2 separate regions of the Homo sapiens genome follow, and region 2 is linked to region 1. A link is a loop called in an ENCODE intact Hi-C map of the cell type or tissue named here. Cell type or tissue: chondrocyte. All regions are shown on one strand. Region 1 has its middle 130 kb from the start of LSM5. Region 2 has its middle 140 kb from the start of PDE1C.

Region 1 (8,000 bases):
TTTCTTTATTTTGACTAATATATTTTTAAGTCTTTTTAGTCTACAGGTATTGCCTGTAGTTTTTGTTTTTTTTTTTTTTCTAGTTTGTTAGATTCTGGATCCAACTATGGTGCACAGATGGCATTTGACCAACATATTTTTAAATCTTTTTAGTCTACAGGTATTGCCTCCATTCTTTTTTATTTTCCTTGCAATTTATTTGAGTGTATTGTCTTTGAGATTGTTTTAAATTTCTTGCATGAGAGGAACTGGAGCTTGGAGGAGTTTATGAAATGATATAGAAGAAGGTATTTTTCTCTTTTTCATATTTGTCTTATTTTAGAAATATCCATTTGGGAGCTGAAATGAAAACATCCACTTCCTCACTCCCAGTGTACCCAACTGAATATCATGACATCAATACAATCTCCTCAGGTCCATGGTTAGATAACTATTGTCTTCTTGAAAATCAACCCAGGATCCCAAAGGACCAAAATCACTGAGAGAAGGCCCCAGTCCAGGGAGCAACAGACAACAACAGGAGAACTTTTGGCATATTCATTCCGTTTGCATTTGCCTGTTTTCTTTCTCCTCTATGACTTCCAAGATCCCTCCCAAAGCGTGATTCTATGATTCTTGTAGAGTCTTAGGACATCTAAAACCCCCAGAAAAAACTTAACTGCCAAATTATTTCAGGAGAATAAAATACACCAGATGCCAGGCCAACTCCTTGAGCTTTGATGAATATAGATATTTGGCCAGTAGTGATAAATGTGGAGAAACCTCTTTTTCCCTTCATCAATCACAATTGTTGGAATGCTATTATCTAGTTGACACACAGAGATCTCTGCAGTTTTCTAACTTTAAAAGTTTGGGCCAGGTGCAGTAGCTCATGCCTGTAATCTTGGTACTTCAGGAAGTCAAAGCAAGAGAATCACTTGAGGCCAGAAGTTTGAGACCAGTCTGAGCAACATAGTGGGACCCTGTCTCACACAAAAAAATTTTTTAATATTAACTGAGCATGGTGATGCATACCTGTACTCCCAGCTACTTAGGAGGCCGAGACTGCAATGAGCTGTGATCTCACCACTGCACTCCACCCTAGGTGACAGAATGATACCTTGTTTAAAAAAAAGTTTGTAAAAATCCTTGCAGGGGAAGAGCCCAAGCTCATGAGTTTGGGAGGGCCACACAACCTGTCCCAGAGTTCTGCCTAGGAATTGAGAGATATGGATCCTCACTCAGTCATTGCCACTCATGTGTAATTTGGTCTCACACACAACTTCCTCATTTGTGCAGAAGCCTCCTCAACCCAGCCTTCCAGACAATTATCAGCATTCAGTGAGAGTCAGTACAAAAGATGAAACACTTGCTATCCCTGGGCCAGAAGATCTCTCTAAGGCCTAAGGGCCCTGATGACTCTTTAAGCTTTTTCTTTTTACATTCCAAATCTTCTTTGCAAAGGCAATTCTGATTTCAGTGGCCATTGGAGTTTCCCTCTCTGGAGGACTTCGTCTTGTTTCAGAGCTTGGCACCTGGTCGCTTCTCTCAGAGTCAGGAGCTCTCATCCCTGGCAGGAACCAACCCCTGGCTTTCTCACTCTCTCAACACCCCAAAGCTCTTAAAGCCCTAGAAGGGTCCCAGGTAACTAACCACAGCTCCTTCACCCACAAAGCAGTGCAGAAAGCCAGAGCTGGCTCAAGTAAAGGGAGTCCCAAGTGTGAAAGTCAATCTCCGCGAACATGAAAGCTGCCCTGGCAGTTAATAAGGGGAGCTCTGAGCTTCTGATTCTATGGGAAGGCAAGATGGCTGGGACCATCTCAGTCCAGAAGCAGGCTAAGCCTCCCTTAGCCCTCAATGCAGACTTAAATAGAAAACACGCAGCCCTGCCCAAGAGGGGCAGTGCACACTCCAAACATCCACTGCAGCAGCTCGCTAGGTTGAGAGGGTTTTGACTGAAACCAAAGAGAAGGCATCGTGGCACACACTCCTTGGAGTGTTACAGTGCCCCTCCCTTTTCTGCAATGTGTCCCCCACCATCCCCTCAAATCTTTCTCCGTTTCTGCTTCCCCCCAAATCCTATCAATTCCTCCCCATGTGTCAAGATCTAGCAAGATCCGACATAAATGGCACTACTCTCTCAGCATTCCCTCCTCTAAGTTCCCTTAGCAGTTTGTTCCTATTTCTAAGATAGTTTTTAATGTGCCATATCATAGTTATTTGTTTATTCACCTGCCAAGCTCCCCAGGGACAGGGACTATGACTTATTTATCTTTGCAACTCCCTGGTTTGTCCCAGAGCCTGGCGAAAGGAAGGGACTCAACAAATGGCGACTGAATGAAAAATGCAATACATACTCTCTGAAGGAGCTGCAAGTTTTGATAAATATAGTAGATGGATTTTCTCAAAGCTCTCATTTAAGCTAAGATACAAATTTATTTCCAAAAGTTCTCCCATCATACTCTCAAATGTTAAAGTATAATCCATTTGGCTCTCATTTTTCATTTCACTGGGATGTGTTCCTCATTGAGAGAAAATCTACTGATAATATCTTGACAGATAATTGGACAATAGGGGGAACCTATGCACAGAGTAGACAATGGAGAAACCAAGAAACACTTTTAGATGGAAAATAATTCTCAGCTCAATCAGAAAGTGGATGGATGATCCATGAGGGATATGGTAGAGGACAGGGATAAAATGTCTGAGCAGAGGATCACCAAGGCTCCAGCCAACATTCAGGTTTTAGAACCCCAAGAAATCAGAAGTGCTTTCATCTAGGAAACTGGTTCACTGGCAAAGACCCCACAATGTCTTTTTCAGCAACATAGTGTTTCTCATGCACTCAGAGAGCAAAGAGAAAAAAGGTTGGCTCCTTGTTAATTACAATGATCTTGACTTGATGACAGTAAGAGAGAAATACTCGCTTAGTAAAACAAAACCTTGCTGCCTAGAAAGCTGTTAAAAGTGGACACAAGACCATGAAGACATGAGCCCTGAGTGAATTATAGTTGTTTCCTTAACCCAGGTGTTTTGAATTATTTAGAATCTCATTTAGATGGGCACATTATAGAATTATATTCACAAATCATCGTGAAAATTATAAAATGTCTTCCAGCTCCTCTGGCCACAAAAGAAGTACCATGGACAGTCTGTCAAGAATCCCTTTGAAGGGAAACATCAGCCTCCTCACCCCTGCAAATTAGCTGATGGTCTGTTAGTTTATTTTATTTAATATGCCATGGTCACCTAATCACCTACTTCTGCTATTCCAGCCTTGATTTTTCAGATTTATATTGAATCAGTCGCATGTGCTTTTCATACATACAACTCATTTTCTTTACAAATGAACTATGAATAAGTGTATTCCAGGCTGATTTCCATAGCTAAGAGAGTGAAATTCATCCCCGGGTTTGAAAAGCGAGAGTACAGTGCATGTGCACCAGATGAAGACTCCTCGAGGGGACATGCTAGATGAATGCCACTTATTTTTTGCCAAGATCTACACACACCACATCCTTCCTAATCTGGAAAAAGCCTGTCTTCACTTCTGAGCATATCATTTGTGTATAAAAACTTTAGGCCGGGCTCAGTGGCTCATGCCTGTAATCCCAGCACTTTGGGAGGCCAGGCGGGTGGATCACGAGGTCAGGATATTGAGACCATCCTGGCAAACACTGTGAAACCCCGTCTCTAATAAAAATACAAAAAAAATTAGCCGGGCATGGTGGCAGGTGCCTGTAGTCCCAGCTACTTGGGAGGCTGAGGCAGGAGAATGGCATGAACCTGGGAGGTGGAGCTTGCAGTGAGCAGAGATCGCACCACTGCACTCCAACCTGGGCAACAGAGCGAGATTCCATCACACACAAAAAAAAAACCTTTAAGTGACTGTGTTGTGGCTGAACAGTGTGCAATTCAGAGAAAATATAAAATAAAACACATTTGAATTTAAATTTCAGCCACCTTTTTAAAATAAGTTCTGTCTTCTTTCTGTTCTTTGCTCTGAGCACTAGTTTCAGAATGGAACCATTTTAACAGGAAACTCAACTAATGGACTTTGGAGGAACTAAAATGTTGAGAAAGGCTTAGAAAGTGGGTATTCAAATAGAATTAGGCGGGCTAAACCGGGTGCCCAGCTCAGGGGGAAAGTTGTGAAATCAGCAGATCCCTCAAACTCACTGTAACAAGCCCCCGTTCTGTTTCCCTACCTGGAGATGATTTTCAGGACCTAACACCAGCATTTCTTTATCTATAGTGCCATCTGGTGAGTACATGCCTTCACTGTGGTAACACGTAAATCACTGGAGCCTGCAACCTATCAATGGCCCTTCCAAGCTATCAGGTAGACATCAGCTGGCATTTTCCTGGGGTTTAGATCCTGCTCAGTGGGGAGGATCTGCATCTTTAGGCCCAAGATCTCAGAAGTGTCCAGCTTCATCTGGAGACTCAAAGTGTTCATGAGTTTGTGTCTTACATCTAATTTGCAATTCTAAAGTTTTCCAATTTGCAGGGGCACTTCCATGGGGCAGGCAGTGACCCCAGCAGAGGCCTGCTGACCTTATGCTCTGGACCGGAGAGCTACACTGTCTCCTAAGAGAAAGTGCCCGGCACTGCTCCCAGCACTGTGTTATCTTCTATTATGTTTGGCTTTCTGTTTTCCTCCTCCCCTTCCCACGCAGTGTCTGTCAAAATCTGTTCATTACAGGTCCACAACCTAACAAATATTCCCAAACCAAAACAAGACTTTGCCCATGCCCTCCAGAACAAGCTTGCCAAACACAAGAGTATCTTTCCTTCTGCAACCCCGACAGGCATGTTTGTTCTTCGGAACTTAATGTTGACTTCAAAAGACAGAAGGAATGGGAATTGGAAACAAATAATTCTAAATATGCCAAATAGCAGCACAATATAATTAGACTCAAACAGCAGCCCCTCTCAAGCTGCAGTGTGTTCATTGGCAAGAGGAGTTGATAATATAGACCACAGCTCCTTCACAGGTTGTGGTAAGGATCGAATCAGAGCTCTATAAAGAACTCTGCTGAGCTCTGTAAAGAGACTAGACAGCGGGCAAGTGGGGGTGTGGAAAGTGGGGCAGAGACTGTCTTGAGCCTGCATGGATAACTCTGCATCCCCAGAGTCAGGAAGAGAGCTGGGCACATGCAGCACAACCAACAGTCATTGAGCACTACTGGGTGCAGGGAGTGTTGTAGTCTTCACCGTTCTATGAATGAGAACTTACTATTGTTCCCATTTTACAGGTGAGGAAATTGAGACACAGGAAAGGTAAGTAATTTGCTCAGGATCATATAGTTGGCAAATAGCAAAGTGGGGATTTCGATCCAGCATTCCATATCTCCCTCTCCTGCTTTATTCTTCTCCATAGCATACCTCATCATCTCATCATCTAACATTGTGTGTGTGTGTGTCTGTGTGTGTGTGTGTGTGTAACAGTCTCTCTTCAACCAAACTTTACTTAGGCTCTTCTGAGCTCTCTTCTCAGCTAGGCCTTGACCTTGGCTCCTGTCCTTGCTGGGCCTGCATCGAATCCTGCTAAAGTGGTTTAGTGAGAATCCCCACCCTTGATATCTGACGCCCTTGATATATGATCAAATTCCTCATCCCCCACCTTTGGTATATAAGCTTTTCACCTGCCTTCAGCAAAAATCCAGTTAAGTCAGTTTAGCAAGAATTTCTCTACCCTTGATGTCTCTTCCTAGTAACTTTTCATCCTCCGACCACCTCCCTTTCCCCGAACCCTGCTCCTTGGTTATAAATCCCCGTTTTTCCATGTTGTATTCAGAATTGAGCTCAGTTCAATACTGAGGTGTCTTTTCCCCTATTGCAATAATTTCTAAATAAAATCTGTGTTTAGTACTTTACTGTCTGGCTCTCGTTCTCCTTAACGGTATGTATGTGTATATTATATGTGAATATATGTATATGTATATGTATATGACTCATTTATTTTATTCATCATCTATCTTTCCCACTAAATTGTAAATCCTGAAGGCAGGAGACTTTGCCTGCCTTGTTGCCTCTATGTCTCCAATACCTACAAGAGTGCCTAGCACACATAGTAAGTGCTCGGTTAACATTTATTGAGTGAATAAACACATGCACGCATGAATCCAGCTCCAAAGCTTGCACTCTTAATCACTATGTTTTATTGTGTTTCTATAAATGATCATTCTTTTTACCTTATTTAAATATAAATTGTATAAATGTAAGAGGCTGTCTTATTTTTTGACCCAAATCATTGTGGTCTCTTCTACTCCATTCGGCTCAATTTCCTCACTGTTCCCAGCACAACTGTTCCATTCTCATGGAAGAGCCTTTGCTCATGCAGTTCCTCCACCTGAAATGCCTTCCTTCCTCCCCAGCACCCATCCAAATCTCATCCATTCTTCAAGATCAACTCAAATGCCACCCCATCCAGGAAGTCTCCAATGCACCCACCCAAGCACATCCATTCCTCCATTGACTCCTCCTATAATTACAGATGGGCTACATTTGCATTTATTTTAAACCAAGTATGGCCACCATACTTGATTGCAGATTTCTGGGAGAATAAGGACGATATCTTCCCTGACTCTGAATTCCACACCGAGCCCAGCAAAGGCCAGACTCTCCCTTGGTATTCAGTGGCCACCACTTAGAGGGCAGAGACCAACTCTCAACTCACTCTCCTGATCACGGGACATGGGGGCTGACCAATCTGGAATGAAAAGAAACAATGAATGGGACATCTATGCTTACCATGAAACGTTAATTGTCTTTGCGATCTATAAAGTGTCTGGGAGCAAAACATGATTAGTAAGATGAGAGACCTAAAGCAAGCCCTCCACTCCTATCTGTTGTCATGGTTACCATTATCAAAGATGGTAGTGAGAGATATCCAGTGGTTGTGAGAGGACAAAACACAAGTGAGGGCAGTATCACTTTTTCCTCCTTTGCCTCAAGGCAGAGGTCTTTCTCATTTTGTGAACCTGTGTGATCTGACTTCAAAGGGAAGCGGTGGAGAGTGTGCAGCGCTGCTCTGGTTCTTGTCCATTCAGATGCTGTAAAGCCAAAGCTTTGGAGGAGGAGGAGAAACCTGGGGCCAGCTTCATGGGGTGTAACAGGTGGGATGGCACAGGGCTCCACTCTCAAAAGGGACCACACTTGGTTTTGATGCTGTTCTGACCCCATTTTGAAATTTGTACTAATTTACAAACAAGGGGCCCTGCATTTTCATCATGCACTGAGCCCAGCAGATTATGAGGCTGGTCTTGAGGAAATCCTTTAGGAGATAGAAAGAAAAGTATATTTGCTTCTGCTCTCTGAAGACATAAAATTTCCCTGTCTAAACTCAAAGACTTGGGATCGGAAAATATGAAGACAAAGGCAATAGAAACCCATGAGGTGACCTAATAATAACAACAACAGCAGCAGCTAACACTAAGTGAGCACTTACTGTATGCTAGGCACGGTTGAAGAGCTTTATGGGTACGAATTCATTTAATCTTAAAAACAATCGTAGGAAGGAGGTATTAGCTCTATCCTATTTTACAGGCATGGAGGAAAGGGGAGGATGGGGAGCGAAAAGAAGGGACTTATTTAACACACAACTATTAAGTGTGAGACACCATGCAGGGCACCTTCACACCCGAGGCCTCATTCAGTACTCATAGCTTTGTACAGTTGGGGAAGCTGGGGTGAAGCCAACTGCGCAGGTTCTCACAGGTAGTAGGAGCTCAAGCAGGCATCCAGCTGAGTTCTGCCTCCAGGTCCTATCTGCAGTCTTTCACGGTAGGTGCAAAGGCAGGATGCCCTAAGATGTCTAATCCATGAGATGCTGGAGACAGCATTTAGAATCCCAGCCCCTTCATCCCTGTCTGTAGAACCACACCCAAAGCAGCAGGATTATATGTCATCTTTGCTAATTAGAATGCTCTGGTTGGGTAGCTGTTTTTTGGATGGTTTATGAGTACAGCAATCCTTCTTTATTACATTTGCTAGGTGGCTGAATTTTTTAAGCAATA
Region 2 (8,000 bases), 150 kb before region 1:
CCTGGTAGATCCAGAGTCTCACAGGACTAACTCCACAGCATCCACCACCAGAAGCAGCCCTTCCCAAGTCCCCACTCCCAGATCTCTGCTGACCTCTAGAGGGTCCAGCCATCACAGCACAGGCTCTGGCCACCCGCCCCCGCCAATCCCCGTCGTGCCTGATTCCGTACTGGGCAACGCACACTGTCAAGGCTGTCTTGTTGGACGCAAAAATTAGAGAATGTTGCAGTACTTCATCTTCCAGTCTCAAAAAAAAAAAAAAAAACTTATCATCCGAATCCTCCCAATCTTCCCAAACTGAACTCTTCATTCACACCACACAATGAAGGTCAGTTTCAAGGTGGTAAAGTGAAGTAAGCATCAATCGGACATTGCTACATTAAAAATAATTTTTTTGCCTTCCTAAAAGTCATCTAATCTTTCCCTCTCTAGACTACAAAAGGACTTAGTAGCTCACGTGCCATCTGACTTTTTCCGGAGTATGGCAATTAACTCAGGAGCTTTTTCGTTCTCCTTTTTTTTCCCTGTATCAGTCCAACCTAACTGGTTTGCCACTAATTACTTTTTCCTACACAGATACGTGTTCATCATGTCCTCACCTGTCTCAAGATAATAAGCTTTGAAGACACATCATCCTTTCAACCCAGTCATACAGTTGAGAAGTTCACACAAGAAGTTACCTTCCTTTCTCTGTGAAGGGACAAATTGCCTCAACTCTCATGCAAGGACCGCCCTCCCCCCAACCTTCGTCTGTCTTGTAGTGAGCCTCTGGGACTCCCATGGGGGAAGGGGCACCCAGCACAGCCCTCACAGCGTGGTTGGGTCACGATTCATGCTTATTTATTTGCCTGACAACTGCTCAGGAGATGAAGAAAAAAATGGGATAAAAGCATATTCTTCAACCTCGTTGAGCTGTGGGATGAAATATCTATTTTGCAAATAATGATTCCAGGTAGGAGGGCAGTGAGGAATGGGGCTCATGAGAAGCGAGTGTTTTATTACACAATTTCTAAAATATGAGCACTTCATGCTCTTTCATTATCGTACATTATTACAGTTCTATAAAAATCATTTCTAGGAAATCAATCCCAACGTTTCAAAGCCTTCCAAAAAGAGCTGGGAGGCAGAGTTTAGAAGAAGCCTGTAAATAGAGAAATTATACTTTCAGCTTTATGTAATAAGATTTACTATGGCACTGTCCACACTCAGACCTAGTCAACCCTGCATGAGGAATGCAGTGACTAGGGATTTATAGAGTTCCTCCCTGGCCACAATTTCAAAAGACAGCAACATTTTTGACTGACCTGGAAAAAAGTCAGATGGCACGTCAGCTACTAAGTCTTTTTGTAGTCAATACTAGAGAGGGAACGATGAGGTGACTTTTAGGAAGGCAAAAAAAAAAAAATTAATGTAACAATGTCCAATTTTGAACATTTTCCAGGTGCGAAGACAGAGGCCCAGATAGTGTGAGTGAAATTACTTTTAGTGAAAGCCAGTGAGGCAGTGATAAATCCGTTTCTATTTACAGTTGTACGATTTCTCCACCTGGTGCATAGTGGGTTTGGGGAGCGTCTCCACTCCACCCTCATCCGTCTCTAGTATTTTCCCCCCCCTTCTTTGGAATCCAGGTTTTCGTTCCAGGAAGTGCATTAACTTGCGGGATAATTTGCTGATCACACTGGTACAGAAACCATTGAGAGGCTTTAGACTCCTACTCATAGGGATCAAGACCTGGAGACAAAGGAGTCAAGGGAAGCCCCATGGCCTAACCACAGCCCTAGGAATATCCCCAATGCCTAAGGAAACCCATTCAATCCATCTAAGCTTCAAAGTGTCACCAAACTGAGGAAAAGCCAGTGGAGTTAGTCCATAAGTCCACTTTGAATGGTGATGATGCCTTCATAGCTACAAGCATTTCACGTACCTCTCCTCACTTTATCTTCATAAAACATTCATTGAAAGATTGAAAGGATAGTCCTAGCACAGCACTTCTCAAACTCTAATGTGAACAGGCATCCCCTGTAAATGTGTTAAAATACAAATTCTGACTCAATAGGTCTGAAGGGGTGGTCGGGGGACTGAGGCTTCATGGTTCTAAAAAGCCCCCAGGTGATGTCGATTCTGCTGCTCTGAGGACCATACTTGGAATAGCAAAGGCTTAGAGCACAATTTGGAAACCACAGTTCTAAGGATTGAAAAGGCAGTAGCAATGAGTAGCTCACCAGCCTGGGCTCAAGTGGGATGTTAACCAGATGATATTTCCTGCATTACTATTTTATTAACACCTGACAGAATTGAAGAGCTATACCGCATGGGGGAAAGATCTCTGGAGAACATTTTCTGATGGAGACCAGGAAAGGAGTGAAACAAGATTTACTCACGAGAGAAGCGGGCCAGTGGTCTGGCATTCTTGTCTCCAGCTTCATTTGCAACTAGAAAAAAAAAAGAGGATGCAATTTAAATAAATAAAGCAATGTGTCCACCAAATATGCCCCAATACAGCCAATCCCCTGGATGCTTTGACATCGGGCTGTATTTAAGAGTCTTTGTAAGTGAATAAAAGCAACTTTACTCCCTCCGTGTCTGTATTTCCAAGGCTGCCCTCAACACCTAAATGAAGTCAAATGTCTCAATCATTTTGATTAGAATATTTGGATGAAGCTAGAGAGGATCTCAACAACATCCAGTTTAGTAGGCCTAAAGAAGTTAATTGGCTTACATCCACTTAGTAAGAGGCACACACACCAGCTTCCAAGCTAGTGGACGTCCTTTGGCCCCAAGAGTCCTCTAACAGTGCTGTCTGTCAACATGCAAATGCACCCCAAGCATCGAAATGAATCTGGTTTCCTAGGATCCATAGGGGCAAAGCTGAGGCAGGAATTTCGGAAGATAAATAAAAAGCTGGCTTTATGTTCAGAAAGATATTAAATTTAGATGCTAACAAACAGGGAAGTTCATTAATAGAATTGTTCAGAAAACTGCCCTAGAAACCTTACCCCTAAAGCTTCTCAGCAGGGCAGGCTACCTCCTACGAAAAGTCTCCATATAACTTATCATTGGATAGAGTCATATTTAATGTCCCTTATAACTTATGAACCCATTGTATTGGGTAAAAGAGATTGGTTGTTAAGGGGAAACACAGGTTTCACTCATTTTAAATACCATGTTTCATGCCCATAAACATTATACCTTGGTTGTTGTATGTATACATAGCAGACAGACATGGGTATTTGTGATCTACTTGGATAAATGCCTAAAGCAATCAACAAGAAACACCTGTTCATTCTAGCTGAGAAAAAAGCATTCAATGCATCAACAGAATAAAGGAGATTGCTAACGTCATCATGAATGTATGAGAAGTTGCAGCAAAAGGACAAAACCAATACAGTAACTACTTTCTAAACTTATTATATCGTTTTACAAAGAATGAAAGAAGTCGAAAAATTTATTCCACCCTCTCACAAAGGTAAGTATTTTAAAATTTACTGCATTTGAGCAATTTTTTAAAAATTAATGGATTCCATCTCAGTATATTTTGTTTTTCTGGCATTAGCTTTGCCTCACCATCTACACTCTATTACTAATAAGGCCAATTACTAATTTGGGCAATTTGTCTATTACTAATTTGGGCAATTTTTAAAAATTAATAAATTACATCTTAGTATCTTTTGTTTTTCTGGGTATTAGCTTTGCTTTATCATCTGCACTCTTACTATATATTACTATATATAAGATGTTATATAAAAATGACCAGCAGGGGGAGGCAATAATTCATCCAGCTCCCATCGTCTGTCACACCGCAGCATTTCAAAAAAAGAAAGAAATGGGCCTGGCGCGGGTGGCTCACGCCTGTAGTCCGGCACTTTGGGAGGTCGAGGCGGTCGGGTCACGAGGTCAGGAGACCAGCCTGCCCAAGATGGTGAAACCCCATCTCTACTAAAAATACGAAAAATTAGCCGGGCGTGGTGGTGGGCGCCTGTAATCCCAGCTACTCGGGAGGCTGAGGCAGGAGAATCAATTGAACCTGGGAGGTGGAAGTTGCAGTGAGTCGAGATTGTGCCACTACACTCCTGCCTGGGAGACAAAAGCGAAACTCTATCTCAAAAAATAAAAAGAAAGAAATTAAATAATTACTACACTCTGCACCAAATACATTTTAAAAGAAAAGATTTCCATTTCAAAAAAAAGATCTAGAAGTTCTAAGAACAATGGCTATTCTTGCTGTCTTCTAAAATGTTTTGTAGAACCACCACATGAATATAAATAATTCACATTCATATTCCTGCCTCCACTCAGAGCTACATCCAAAGTATTTCAGAACAATGGTCAACTATCTCAGTAGAAGTCTTTAACCACAACTGCATATCCTCACATCAGGAAAATTTGGATGTTATCATAGCTAAGTATTAAAAAAATCTTATGAGCACTTGGAAAGCTCTCAAGAGTTGTCTATAACCAAAGTTATCTTATAATAAAAAAAAAGGGGGGGGTAAGAAAAGAGAGAGGGGAGGGAGGGACGGAGGAAGAACAAATGAGTCCCAGTTAGGTATAGACATGAATTTCCATGGCCTTGAGTTCAACTTATTTCTTCCATTTAGACACCGCAAATGTCTGAAGAAAGAAATAGAGCTGGGTGGGGCATAGTGGCTCACACCTGTAATCCCGGCACTGTGGGAGGCTGAGGCAGGAGGAACACTTGAGCTCCCGAGTTTGAGACCAGCCTGGGCAACATAGTGAGACCCTGTCTCCACAAAAAAAGTTTTAACAACTTAGCCGGGTGTGGTGGAGCATGCCTGTAATGCCAGCTACTCGGGAAGCTGCAGCAGAAGGATCACTTGAGCCCAGGAGGTTGAGGCTGCAGTGAGCTGTGATCAAACCACTGCACTCCAGCCTGGGCAACAGAACGAGAACCTATCTCAAAAAAAAAAAAAAAAAAAAGAAAGAAAGAAAAAAGAAAAAGAAATAGATCCAGGGTTTTACCAAAACCTTTGCTGCAGAAACTTTAAAATGACATTTTAAAATGGGATTACAAAGACCATTGCAATTGCTGAGAACACAGGCAACCACCTAAATGCTCAGCTTGGAGTGTGCACATTCTCCAAGAGTGTGCACATTCCTCCAAGAATAAAAGAACAGAGACACCAATGTCACTATTTCACACGCAGCAATAGCCACATCTTCACTCAGCCGGGCCCTCCCTGCCCACCACCCTATCCAAGGATGGGAATTGCTGACCCAGATCCAAGTCACGCCAGGAAAGGCAAGAATCAGGATCCAGACCAGTGGGACACCAGGAGAGTTTCCTCTATCCAGAAGGAATTTGAACCTCGCCACCAGCGTGATTTCCCTACAAACATACCCAATGCCACACTCCACTACTAGAGGGTCTCCCGTGATGCTGTAGCCCCTACAGAACACAATCCAGCTCACCTGCACCAACTTATTCTCCCACCTCATTTCCCAGAGCATACTCCAGCACTCGGTCACATGCGCTAGATGGACAATCCCACACACGCCCTTCACACACTCTTCCTGCCTGGCTCTGGCTCCTGCTGCCTGCTAGCCTTGGTGTACTCCTCCCTCATCTTCACCTGGCCAACTCCTTACTCATCCTTTAAGATCCAGGTGGAGCCATTCACTTCTGAAAAGCCTCCTCGCCTCACACCCCACCTTCTCCATCCCCCAGATCTTTGCCCATATGCGTAACTCCCCTTCCCACACCTGCCTGTTGTTCTCAAACTTCAGCAGGCATCAGAACCACCGAGCAGGTTTCTTAGAATACAGTTTCTAATTTGATGCATCTGGTGTGAGGCCCAAGAATTTACATGTCTGACAAGCTCCCAGGTGATATGGTGGGTGCTGGTCTGGGGATCATAAAAGCTACCCCACCCAAGGCAAGGATCATCACTTTTTATCATTGTAATTTCCATTCTTTTGTACAGTGACTATGCATTCAGTCAATATTTTTGGAACTCAAGTAGACTGAATGCCACAAACAGCTTAGTAGACCAGACATCTCAGACTGCCTTCCAGATGACTATAGGAAGCCCCAGGTGTGTTTTGTTTGGTCTCACTATGCTTTCAATTTTTAAACAATTGTCAGCCCACATTTAAAAACCAAGAGATTTCAAATAGAAATACATATTACTGGCTTCCTTCAAATTACTGGGGCGATTGGAACACAAGGCCCCCGTCCCACATGACAGCCATGGATCAACACTGAGATGGTCCCTCGGTGGCTCTGCCTCCTGGATATTCAGAATGCAACTCTATGCTGACTATTGTTGGACTATACACTCTGCATGGTCTAGAAGGCAGGTGAAAACAGAACCTCTTAAAGGGCTTAAAGACTGAAACTAAAATTCAACAGATGCTAGCACTACAAAAAGTGCTGTCGCCCGGCTCGTCAAGCCCTTCTGTCCCCAGTGCACAACTGCCCAGATGCGTGTGACAGTCCAACAGCACGCTGCAGGCCTGTTCGGACACACCCAGGCTTCTCCACTGGCACAGGAGCCCTCAAACACTGCTGCTTGCCTTGCATGTTTAAAAGTATACAGCAAGCTTTCACAATACAGTAGATGTTCCGTTTATCAGGTGCAATTAGAGCTTAAATGTGGTGAGATCTTATAAGAATGATTATGTAGGTTTATGGAAAGTTATCTATGCCATACTGCTCACAAAACACAGATTCTAGTTCAGAATGCATAAGGATTCTATTGACGTTCAGTTGCGTGTCTAGGCTACATGTGTATATAGGCACAGAGGGATGAGTAGAAGTGTGGTCACCAGATATATTAACAGTTATTTCTCCTGTGTGGTGGCATTTGAGAAAATCTGTAACTTTTGAAATACTTTTCTGCATAAACTCAATAGTTTATGATAATCAGGAAAAAATGTTTTTATTAGAGGGTATAAAACAATTGGCTATTGCTCTCTTTCAAAATATACATATTATTTTGGATATGTTTGTATATATATGTACATGTGTATGTATATGTGTGTATGTAAAAAACTTTTTATACATACACAGGTATAAATGTTTATACTATTTTTATACATACACGGACACATATATACATTTTATACACAAGTATATATGTAAAAAACATGTATATATATATATAAAATATGTTTTAGATTCTGATTTAAGGGTAGTCCTGGATCACAGAATTCAAGGCACCTGCCATCTCTAGTCCAAGAGGGCTCCTTGTAAGACTCAAGAAATGCATCTCTTACCCCTCTCTCCAGGGATCCCACACATTTTAGGTCAGTGGTTTCCAGCCCTGGACACACATTGGAATCACCTAGGGAATGTTACAAAATATTGATGCCCAGACCACACCCCAGACCAATTACACAGGGCCTCTAGGGGTAGGACTCAAGCATCAGTGTTTTTTAAGCCCCTGATCCCAGTGAGCAGCCGAAGTTGAGAAGCACTAATAAATGGTGCAACTCCGTACATCTTTACCAAAGGCAGGAGGACATGGCTTTGATTCCTTCAAAAATAATTACCCCTATTCACTTCTTCTTTTCAGGATGCTGTTGCTTTGTCAAAATCCTGAATCGAGCGAGGTATATCTCTGCTTTAAGAAAACTTCAACCATTAAGATGCAAACCTAACTATGGAGACCTATTAGTGGGCAACTCTTTGCATTGTAAACGGTTCTTTATAAAAGGATTCACCTCACATTGCCTCTATCCTTCAGCATATGTGGATTGAGCACCACCTGGGCGCTGGGCAGTGAACTAGACTCAAGGAGGGTTGCAACAATGGATTCCACCCAACCTGGACATACAAGCAAGTAAGGGAGGCAAACTGTGCCTGTCAATCTGGGTTTATCCAAGTGTGATCAGCTAGGGAAGTGACTTGATGATGATGATGATGATGATGATGCAGGTTCCTTGGTCCTGTGGCAGATCCACTGGGTCAGAATCCCTGCAAGTGAGGACAGGACCCTAGGTTGTAAACCAGGGGTCCCCAACCCCTGGGCCACAGAACC

The links. Hi-C counts contacts between places; a loop is a spot of excess contacts. Peaks named below come from ENCODE experiments on the same cell type or tissue, not always from the same donor. Only the 100,000 strongest peaks of a DNase experiment are listed, where the experiment ranks them.
Region 2: it touches region 1 in a loop (7-fold over the local background); 75 of 110 quality-filtered maps call a loop at or near these places.

Annotation. Positions count from the first base shown.
Region 1 is chr7:32,353,492-32,361,491 of GRCh38, forward strand. It overlaps a transcript of PDE1C not described here. Among named protein-coding and RNA genes, the nearest start is that of LSM5, 130 kb to the right of the region's middle. In chondrocyte, a CTCF peak has its summit at 4,239 (motif pointing left); no DNase peak of the experiment used is centred here.
Region 2 is chr7:32,207,108-32,215,107 of GRCh38, forward strand. It overlaps a transcript of PDE1C not described here. Among named protein-coding and RNA genes, the nearest start is that of PDE1C, 140 kb to the left of the region's middle. In chondrocyte, CTCF peaks have their summits at 93, 294, 3,754 (motif pointing right) and 3,966; no DNase peak of the experiment used is centred here.